Linked DNA regions of Homo sapiens: region 2 is linked to region 1. A link is an interaction called in ENCODE POLR2A ChIA-PET data of the cell type or tissue named here. Cell type or tissue: PC-9. All regions are shown on one strand. Each heading gives the region's core, and the rest is flanking DNA. Links, peaks and the distances in the headings are about the cores only.

Region 1 (5,368 bases), core at 131-5,130:
CTATAGTTAGAAAAATAGTTTTGTACGCCATCTTCTGAGATGTTGTGCATAGTGAGCAGGAACCTAGAGTACGGTGGGCTCTTTCAATGACCCAAATATGAAAGGGGCAACTTTAATATTTTATGAGTATAAAAGCTACGGAGGGTCCAAAACAACTGTGACATATGTGGCCTAGGGCTTGCACCAGCTCCTCCTCCTGTACAGGAACAGGATGCTTCCATCAGGTGAGAATGTTCTCCATACCTCAAATCTCATTTCCTAGCTTGGAGCCTTTTCCTGTTTTTGTAATCACACGGGACAAGTTTTCTTTTTAGACAGAGTTATTGCCTCTCTGCAGCAGATCTGGTCCCAAGCCCCAGTCAGGAGATCCCCTCCTGCAGCTGGCTCAGCAAGCCAGGCCCAGGCTGTCTGGAGAACGCCTGGAGACAGCACCCTCTCTGCTTCTCTCCAGGATGGCATGTGTCATCTCAGGCTGGGCACTCAGCAGAGGTGCCAGGACCTGGACCTGGGCCACACCTACTGGCCCAGTCCACAGAGCACAGCCAGCAATCCGCAGCCTTTCTGCTGAAGGAGCGCTTACTCGCCTGAAGGAAGAGAAATGGCCAGGACGGTATATTCTACCTAACCACCTCACCCCACCGTTTCTTTACAAACATCTTGGTTCAGTACCTCCCAGTCATTGGAGAAGTCCTTTAATATCACATAGTGTAAATATACTTGCACTTAATTGGAGATAAAGGCTGTTCCAAAAGCAAATTTGAATTCACTCTGTGTTGGGTTGAATTTGTAAACCACAGCTCAGAACCAGTCTGTGACGCTCCGCAGATGTCGGTGGCTATAGAGAGAGGTGGCTAGGGAAGGCGATGATCCGCGGATGGGTGGGGAACTGAGGAGGCCAAGTCAGCTTTGCCAGGCCACCATGTGCCGCCAGGAGCTGGGCAGCCTGAGGAGAGCAAAGATGGGCCGGGAGCCTCCACCTCAACTGACAGGAGACTGCTCACCACATGCCCTCCGAGTTCCCACAGGAGAATGCACGTGCGCTGGGCAAGGTGCCACCCTCGGCTCGGGACGGCAGCCTTGGCGTCTGGCTACGGGCGCCGCTTTCACAGGGGTGGCTGGGCCGCCTAGAGCTTTTGTGGTACAGAGAGGAGGGGCCAACAGGAGGAACTCCACAGCCCAGGCGGAGGTCTGAGCAGGCCAGCAGCACCGAATCCTTCTGAAAGCTTGAAACTCAAGTTGCAGGACGTTCAAAGGTGCTTTTTTTTTTTTCTTTTCCATAAAGGATCTTCCTTCTTCCCCAAGTTAGAGTGAAGAAAACAGGAAAAAAATACCTTCAGCTTAGGGTGGAAAAGGAAGGAAAACCCAAGATGAGTGCAGGTGACGACCGGGCGGCCCCCACAGGGTCTCTGCAGGACCACAGGAGCCAAGACTCAGGCATAAGAGCATCACCCTTTCAGCAGCCAAGGCGGGTGGCACCTTCCCCTCCATGGTCACTGGAGGCTGTGGGGCCATAGCTGCAGAGAACGCAGGCGGCGGGAGACCCTCTCAGCCTCTCTTCTTCCAAGCTCAGTTTCTTGAGATCTTCCAGGATACCCACAAAAAAGAGGGTGAACCTTTAACAATGCCCCAGAGGAGCTTCGTGGCTACAGGGGGCCTCCTGACCCCCAACCCAGCCCTCTCAGCCAGGCCTCAGGAGGCTAGTGTGACCTCAAAACTCAGAGCCCCCGTGAGACACAGGGCCAGCCAGTCCCATGCCTTGCAAAGGGGAACGTTCCTCCCAGGTGTGGATTTGGGGGCTCACGCTTTGCTTTCCCTGTAGTTGCCTCGGACAGTAAGGAAAGGAATTCCAAGGAGCAGACATAGGCACCTTGTCCCCACCTGCCTTCTTCCGGTGTTTTTTTCTGATGCTACAATACTTCAAACACACAGGGCTTCTCCCAGTCCTTCTGCAAGGCTCTTAACCATAGCCCAGGGAGCTGTGTGAATATTACAATCAACAGCCTTTCCTAATGGGCTGAAAGGAGGGTGTGTCGAAGCTTTGGAATGCTTTACCAACAAGGCCAAAATACAAGACAAAACTCCACGCCCCTCATATGTAACAACTGCCCTAACCAGACCTGGGAGGGGAAGGTGCCTATTTTAAGCTGTGGGTATCGCCCTGCGATGAGTCCTTACTCATCTTCCCACACTCCCTGACAGTGTGAGCCAATGTTGACTTTAGTCACATTAAACTCTGCTTCCGGGTGACACTGAACACACGAGAGGAAGTGAGAGCTAGTTGGACAGCCTTTCTTGAAGAAGGAAATCATACTCAATTGCTTTTCTAAATCCATTGCCTTCAGTAGCTCCTTCTGTCCACACTTTAAATGTCAGTGTCCCCAGGGCTTTATCCCAAGCCCCATCCTCATGTCACTGGGTGGTCCCAGCCCCACTCTGGCTTCCACCTCCATCTGAACTCAGGGACACCTCTCCTGGCCAGCTCCCCTTGGGAGATTCTGCCTCCAGCGCATGGGAGGGTATGCATGCCTGTGGGGGTGTTTTGGGGGAGGGAGGAGGAAGGAGGAGATTTGGGTGACATAGATATTGTGATTACATGGAGATACTTCAGCAGGACAAGATGGTATGTCCACTTAAAAACACAGCTTCTGACCGGGCGTGGTGGCTCATACCTGTAATCCCAGCACTTTGAGACACTAAGGCGGGAGGGTCACTGGAGCCCAGGAGTTTGAGGCTAGCCTGGGCAACATGGAGAAGCTCTGTCTCTAAAAAAAATTTTTAAAAATTACCTGGGTGTAGTGGCATGCGTGTGTAGTCCCAGTTACTCGGGAGGCAGAGGTGGGAGGATTGCTTTAGCGCTGGAAGTTGAGGCTGCAGTGAGCCAAGATTACACCACTGCACTCCAGTCTGGGCAACAGAGTGAGACCCTGTCTCTAAATAAAATTAAAAAACAGGCTGGTGCGGCTCACACCTGTAATTCCAGCACTTGGGAGGACGAGGCAGGTGGATCATTTGAGGTCAGGAGTTTGAGACCAGCCTGGCCAACGTGGTGAAACCTCGTTTCTACTAAAAATACAAAAAATTAGCTGGGCGTGGTGGCATGCATCTGTAAATCCAGCTACTCGGGAGGCTGAGGCAGGAGAATCACTTGATCCTGGGAGGCGGAGCTTGCAGTGAGCCGAGACGGCGCTACTGCACTCCAGTCTGGGCGACAGAGTGACACCCTGTCTCGAAATAAAACAAACAAACAAACAAAAAACCCACAGCTTCGCAGGCATTCTGATGCAGGGGTCTGCAGCCTGGCCACCTTACCCCCACTGCACCTCCACCTGGGCACCAGGTTCGCACCTCCATGCCTCTCCTTCCAGAGCCCCTGCCAGCCCAGACCCAAAGTATCCCCACAGGACTCTCCCTGGGTCCCATCAACACCCGCCCAGGAACCAGGCCTGGAAGCCCAGGCTTCTGCTTCTATCTCCCTCTTCTTCCACTTGGCGTCAGAGCCTGGTGTGGGGTCTGTGAATGCTTCCCCTTTGCCTTGGCCCCTCAGGCGGGACTGGCATCCCAGGCTGGTGCCGTGCCTAGCCTCCCTGACCCCCAGTGCGGTTCCTTTTCTTTCCAAACAGAGACAGGAGTCTGGTCTCCCTGGCAAGCCTTCCCTGCCCAGGAAGTGCTGCCCTCGCCTCCTGGCCACTGTCCCCGCCTTGTCTTGACTGTTCCCTTGGGCCTCTCTATGGCTGCAATGCCTCTCCTCCACCTGTGCCCTGGAAGTCCCTCCTCATCCAGATTCACCCTCTTATCATTCGCTCTCACACCCCAGTTGCTTGATAACGTGCCCATGAACAGCCAACATCTTAATGGTCACAGATTCACCCCAACTTCAAGCATGTGTTTGGCACAGAGTGAGAGCTTAATAAAAGTTTGCTGGCGATATTAACTGTAGAATCCCACTTCTCTAAAATCAGTGTTTTTGTTTCATGACATTTATGAGCAGCAACCACTTGTCAAGGAGCCACACTGTCACTTGCCAGTGGTTAATGTCAACCACCGACATTAACGTCACCTCGTTTTCCTATAGCAGAGCCAATGCCTCAATAATAAAGGTTAACGGCGAGAGAACACTTTGAGTTTTCTTCAGTTAAAACTAGCTTCAGCCGGGCGTGCGTGGCATGAGCCTGTGGTCCCAGCTACTGGGGAGGCTGAGGCGAGGTCAAGGCTGCAGCGAGCCATGACTGTGCCACTGCACTCCTGCCTGGGTGACAGAGCGAGATCCTGCCTCTAAAAAAATAAAAATATAAAATACCAATTTGATTTAGCGTGTAGCTCGAACGGATTGGATGTGAGGGTAATAAAAACATGAGAAGAGCTTATAAAGCCAATAGAAAATGTCAAGCTTGTAAAATTCAGTAATCTCGTTTTTAAAAATACTTTTCCAAATATCATCAGACTCACTGGCAGCTGGGGCTGTTGCCGCATCAGGGAAGCCGGCAGGTGCCAGACCTCAGTGCTCAAGGCAGTGCCTCGTGAATGTGCCTCGCAGCCAGGCCTGAGGACCACCAGGGGAGCTGGGGCCTCTCTGCAAAAGCAAGGCTCATCAGGGTTGTGAGGAGTTTTTAGCTGGGGGCAGAGCTTGTCTTCCCAAGAGGAGGGCAGAGGCAGGCAGCCCTGGGCAGACATGCTTACCACCATCAGTGGCTGCCAAGCTCTGCCTCCTGCGCTGGAAGCCCTGGCTATCTGGCCTTCCCTCCCCTCCCTCTGGATTAACAGGAAAGAGGGGTTACTCCTCCCTTAGGATGTTAAAAGTCACCAAAGCTTGGCCAGGCGTGGTGGCTCATGCCTGTAATCCCAGCACTTTGGGAGGCCAAGGCAGGCGGATCACGAGGTCAGGAGATCGAGACCAGCCTGGCTAACACAGTAAAACCCCATCTCTACTAAAAATACAAAAAATTAGCTGGGCGTCGTGGCAGGTGCCTGTAGTCCCAGCTGCTCGGGAGGCTGAGGCAGGAGGATGGTGTGAACCCGGGAGGCGGAAGTTGCAGTGAGCCAAGATCGCGCCACTGCACTCCAGCCTGGGTGACAGAGCAAGACTCCGTCTCAAAAAAAAAAAAAATCACCAAAGCGGAAGCATTTGCATTTCAATAGTCACAACCAACTCCCAGAGGATGCTGATGGCTGCCCTGGCCCTAGACTTGCTGATCCTGCCACACAGGCCCATGGTCTCCTCACCCGGGCACAGGCCCAGCTCACAGCAGTCCACTGGAGGCAGGGGGGTGGATGTGTGGTGTAAATAGCTGACTCCTCAGCCTCTTCCTTACTTCAAACAGTTCCCCCCTCAACAATGACTGAGGTTATCATACATTTCCTAATAACCGCT
Region 2 (5,368 bases), core at 249-5,248, 100 kb before region 1:
AGGGCTCCCCACTCAGTGCTCCTGGAACTTTCCGAACTAGAGACTGGGACTTATAGGAGCCTTCTAGAGGAAACTGTCGTGTTTTCACAGGTGTCTTCTATTTGTGGCAAAGGATAATGGCTTTTCACTTAGGTTGTGACATAAAGGGCCTTAGAAATTGTTAATGAGTTACTTAATGTTAAAACTTAGTCACCCAGAGGCCGGGCGCGGTGGCTCATGCCTGTAATCCCAGCACTTTGTGAGGCCGAGGCAGGCGAATCACGAGGTCAGGAGATCGAGACCATCCTGGCTAACACGGTGAAACCCCGTCTCTACTAAAAAATACAAAAAATTAGCCGGGTGTGGTGGCTCATGCCTGTAATCCCAGCACTCTGAGAGGCTAAGGCAGGAGGATCATTTGAGCTCATCAGTTCAAGACCAGCCTGGGCAACATAGTGACACCTCATCTCATTAAAAATTTTAAAACAAATTTTTTTGGATTTTTTTGTAATTTTATTTATTTATTTATTTATTTTTAGTTTATCTTATTTTTTTTTTTGAGACGGAGTCTTGCTCTGTCGCCCAGGCTGGAGTGCAGTGGCACTATCTGGGCTCACTGCAAGCTCCGCCTCCCACCTTCACCCCATTCTCCTGCCTCAGCCTCCCGAGTAGCTGGGACTACAGGCACCCACCACCACGCTCGGCTGATTTTTTGTATTTTTATTAGAGACGGGGTTTCACCGTGTTAGCCAGGATGGTCTCGATCTCCTGACCTCGTGATCTACCTGCCTCGGCCTCCCAAAATGCTGGGATTACAGGCGTGAGTCACCACCCCGGCCTTTTTTTTTTTTTTTTTTTTTAAGACGGAGTCTCGGTCTGTCGCCCAGGTTGGAGTGCAGTGGCACCATCTCGGCTCACTGCAACCTCAGCCTCCCAGGTTCAAGCGATTCTCCTGCCTCAGCCTCCCGAGTAGCTGGGATTATAGGCGCCCGCCACCACGCCTGGCTAATTTTTTTTTTTTTTTTTTTTTTTTTTTTTGAGACAGAGTCTCGCTATGTCGCCCAGGCTGGAGTGCGATGGCAGAATCTCGGCTTACTGCAACTTCCACCTCCTGGATACAAGCAATTCTGCTGCCTCATCCTCCTGAGTAGCTGGGATTACAGGTGCACGGCACCAAGCCCGGCTAATTTTTTTGTATTTTTAGTAGAGATAGGGTGTCACCATGTTGGTCAGGCTGGTCTCAAACTCCTGACCTCGTGATCCACCTGCTTCAGCCTCCCAAAGTGCTGGGATTACAGGCATGAGCCACTGCGCCTGGCCCTTTTTTTTTTTTTTTTTTTTTTTTGAAACGGAGTCTTGCTCCCTGGCCCAGGCTGGAGTGCAGTTGAGTGATCTGGGCTCACTGCAACCTCCGCTTCCCGGGTTCAAGCGATTCTCCTGCCTCAGCCACCTGAGTAGCTGAGATTACAGGCGTGTGCTACCACACCCGGCTAATTTTTATATTTTTAGTAGAGATGGGGTTTCACCATGTTGGTCAGGCTGGTTTCGAACTCCTGACCTCAGGTGATCCACCTGCCTCAGCCTCCCAAAGTGCTGGGATTACAGGTGTGAGCCACCGGCGGCGCCCAGCCTAATTTTTGTATTTTTAGTAGAGATGGGGTTTCACCATGTTGTCCAGGCTGGTCTCCAACTCCTGACCTCAGGTGATCTGCTCACTTTGGCCCCTCAGAGTGCTGGGATTACAGGCGTGAGCCAACGCACCGGGCCAACAATTTTTTTTTAATTTAAATTTAAATTTTTATTTTTTAATTTTTTATTTTACTTTAAGTTCTAGGGTACATGTGCACAATTTGCAGGTTTGTTACATATGTATACATGTGCCCGGTTGGTATGCTGCACCCATTAACTCATCATTTACATTAGATATATCTCCTAATGCTATCCCTCCCCTCTTCCCCCACCCCACGACAGGCCCCAGTGTGTGACGTTCCCCACCCTGTGTCCAAGTGTTCTCATTGTTCAATTCCCACCTATGAGTGAGAACATGCGGTGTTTGGTTTTCTGTCCTTGTGATAGTTTGCTCAGAATGGTTTCCAGCTTCATCCGTGTCCCTACAAAGGACATGAACTCATTCTTTTTTATGGCTGCATAGTATTCCATGGTGTATATGTGCCACATTTTCTTAATCCAGTCTATCATTGATGGACATTTGGGTTGGTTCCAAGTCTTTGCTATTGTGAATAGTGCCGCAATAAACATACGTGTGCATGTGTCTTTATAGCAGCATGATTTATAATCCTTTGGGTATATACCCAGTAATGGGATTGCTGGGTCAAATGGCATTTCTAGTTCTAGATCCCTGAGGAATCGCTACACTGACTTCCACAATGGTTGAACTAGTTTACAGTCCCACCAACAGTGTAAAAGCATTCCTATTTCTCCACATCCTCTCCAGCACCTGTTGTTTCCTGGGTTTTTAATGATTGGCATTCTAACTGGTGTGAGATGCTATCTCAATGTGGTTTTGATTTGCATTTCTCTGATGGCCAGTGATGCTGAGCATTTTTTCATGTGTCTGCGGGCCAACAATTTTTTTAAGGAAAAAAAAAAAGTGACTCAGTTGGGCACTGTGGCCTACGCCTGTAATCCAAGTGAGACAGCCAAGTCTAAAGGGGTCCCGCTTTGGGAGGCCGAGACGGGCGGATCACGAGGTCAGGAGACCGAGACCATCTTAGCTAACACGGTGAAACCCCGTCTCTACTAAAAATTAGCCGGGAGTGGTGGCGGGCACCTGTAGTCCCAGCTACTCGGGAGGCTGAGGCAGGAGAATAGCTTCAACCTGTGAGGCGGAGCTTTCAGTGAGCCGAGATCGCACCACTGCACTCCAGCCTGGGCGACAGAGCGAGACTCCGTCTCAAAAAAAAAAAGAGGTCCAGGAGAAACTCCCACACCTGCCTAAGCACTGGAAGAACTGGGTAGAGCCACAGAAGCTCTGCAGGGGGGAGGAGCTTTGCAGGGGGAGGAGCTATGCAGGGGGAGGAGCTATGCAGGGGGAGGAGCATGCAGGGGGAGGAGCTATGCAGGGGGAGGAGCTATGCAGGGGGGAGGAGCTTGGTCTCATGTTCGGGGTGGAACTTGGGATTCTATCTGGGAGGCGAGAAACCAGCTAGCGGGACTCTCTCTCGCTTTGCTGAGAGTCCCTGTTTCCCTTTTTTTCCTTCTTGCCCAATAAATTCCATTTTTCTCACTCTTCAAAGTGTCTGCGAGATTAATCTCTCATGGCCGCTGCACAAGAACCTGGCTTTTAGCTGAACTAAGGAGAAAGTCCTACAACAGTTTGGCGTGCAACATGGGGCTTGAGAAAGGGTGAGTGAGATGCAAACCAAGAAATTTTTTTCCTCTCTTTCTAAGCCTATTTATCTTCGGACTTCTGAGGGGGAGGGGAGGGGAAACCGTGACCCCACCCCCTTGGTCTCCGTGGCCTTTTCCTTACTTCTGGACGGATGGGCGAACGGCGGTTCTCTGTCGCCCAGGCTGGAGTGCAGTGGCGCCATCTCGGCTCACTGCAAGCTCCACCTCCCGGGTTCACACCATTCTCCTGCCTCAGCCTCCTGAGTAGCTGGGACTACAGGCGCCCGCCACCACGCCCGGCTGATTTTTTGTATTTTTAGTAGAGACGGGGTTTCACCGTGTTAGCCAGGATGGTCTCGATCTCCTGACTTCATGATCCGCCCGCCTCGGCCTCCCAAAGTGCTGGGATTACAGGCGTGAGCCACCGCGCCCACCCCTCCATGAAGAAAGTTTTTCTAAATGAAAAATGTTTAGGACGCTCAGGAGAGAAAGAACAGATTAAGGAATGATCTCCACCGCACAGACCTCAAGGCTGTTATGCATGCAGGGCACAGTTCCAGTGCAAATGTCCGCAGGCACGGCATGAGGGCCCCCACTGGGTGCCTCGGGCTCCTTCCAGGGCAGCAGTTGAAGCGGGTCGTACTGCAGGCCTGCAGAAAGGCTGGGGTTCCTCTCCTTTTCGGGTTCCTTCCTGATGGAATCCTAGGTTTTCAGCGGTTCCTTCCTGATGGAATCCTAGGTTTTCAGCAGCTTCCGGAGGCCGCCTGGACTGCAGAAGGCGCCCTGGGCGTGTGTACTTCCACCTCCGCAGGCGCTGGCATCTCCAGGCTGCTTCAGGCCGCTTTGGACCTCACCATCGGTAGCATCTGCGTCTTCTTGAGGTGACTGGAGCCCGTCTATGGTTTCAGCCATTGACTTCTGGACATGGAAGTGTCGAGGCCATTTTTGGCCCCTCTCATATCCGGGAAGGGCTCCGTGCCCAGTAGAGGTGCAGTGCAGCAGCCAGCTCGCAGCAGTGCTCCCGTAGAGCTGATGGCATTGGCAGGAGTGGCGGCTCAGCACAGGGAAGTTCTCCAGTGCCCAGGCCCAGGCTTGCTCTCGGTTTAGGTCCCATGGCACGTGGGGCTCTGGACCTGCCTGCCTCCAAGACAGCTCTTCCAAGGTTGAGGGTTGGAACTCCACAGCCTCAGCCTCCCAAAGCTTGACCAGGCCCAGCCATAGCTAGTCTAGGAAAAGAGCAAATGGCCGTGTTTTTATATTTTGACTTTTGCATTTCAATATTAATTTTTTTGGTAATGTAATGCATTCAAAACATGGTCCCCCCCCCCCCAAAAAAAAAAGAAAAGAAAAAGAAAAAAGCATGTTTCTAACCAGGGGTCCTTCATCTTCTGCAGATGCCAAGGGTGTCCCTGGCACAGTAAAAGTTTGGAAGCCCTGCCCTAAAGCCTCACCTCACCTGGCAGCTGGGTGTTTCATTCATAGCAAATGTTCTGTATATTCACCATGTACCAAACACACATGTCACTAATGATACAAACACATGTGCACTGACATTGACCTCCTCACTGTCTTACTATAGTCCCATCCACAGCCACCTTATCAGAGTCCATGGGACTCTGACAACTTGTAATGGGAAAATTAACCGTGCCTGTAGGGGCCGCCTGGGTAGCGGGAGGTGGTTCATGAGTACCAGGAAAGCTGGCCCTGGGGCAGACCTGGGCAGGGCAGAGCACAGCTTGCAGGACCTAGTACACAGTGTTGGGAATTGAATTTGGGTTTTGACCTTTGAAGCTGTGCATAAAGTCTAAAACAAGAAGAGGAGTGGAGGCTGAGGTTGTATTTGTATTTTAAAATGAGCATTTGCCACACAAAGCCAGGAGCTTCAGACCAGCGTGGTTAACACAGCGAGACCCTCCTCTCTGTGAGAAATTAAAAAAAAAACAATAATAAAAGCCAGGCATGTTGGCATGTACCTGTAGTCCTAGCTGCTCAGGGGGTGAGGCGGGAGGATCACTTGACTCCTGGGTTACAGTGAGCT

The links. ChIA-PET counts read pairs that join two places held together with the same protein. Peaks named below come from ENCODE experiments on the same cell type or tissue, not always from the same donor. Only the 100,000 strongest peaks of a DNase experiment are listed, where the experiment ranks them.
Region 2: POLR2A ChIA-PET joins it to region 1 with 17 read pairs; 13 of 35 experiments call an interaction of 5 or more read pairs at or near these places.

The regions. Positions count from the first base shown.
Region 1 is chr5:179,912,101-179,917,468 of GRCh38, forward strand. It overlaps a transcript of RNF130 not described here. Among named protein-coding and RNA genes, the nearest start is that of TBC1D9B, 6.9 kb to the left of the region's middle. RefSeq lists an enhancer at 4,975-5,368. In PC-9, for the core only: no CTCF peak of the experiment used is centred there; a DNase peak (open chromatin) is centred at 2,121; H3K4me3 peaks cover 895 bases; H3K27ac peaks cover 1,766 bases.
Region 2 is chr5:179,808,338-179,813,705 of GRCh38, forward strand. It overlaps a transcript of SQSTM1 not described here. Among named protein-coding and RNA genes, the nearest start is that of MGAT4B, 4.2 kb to the left of the region's middle. RefSeq lists an enhancer at 3,088-3,866. In PC-9, for the core only: no CTCF peak of the experiment used is centred there; no DNase peak of the experiment used is centred there; H3K27ac peaks cover 118 bases.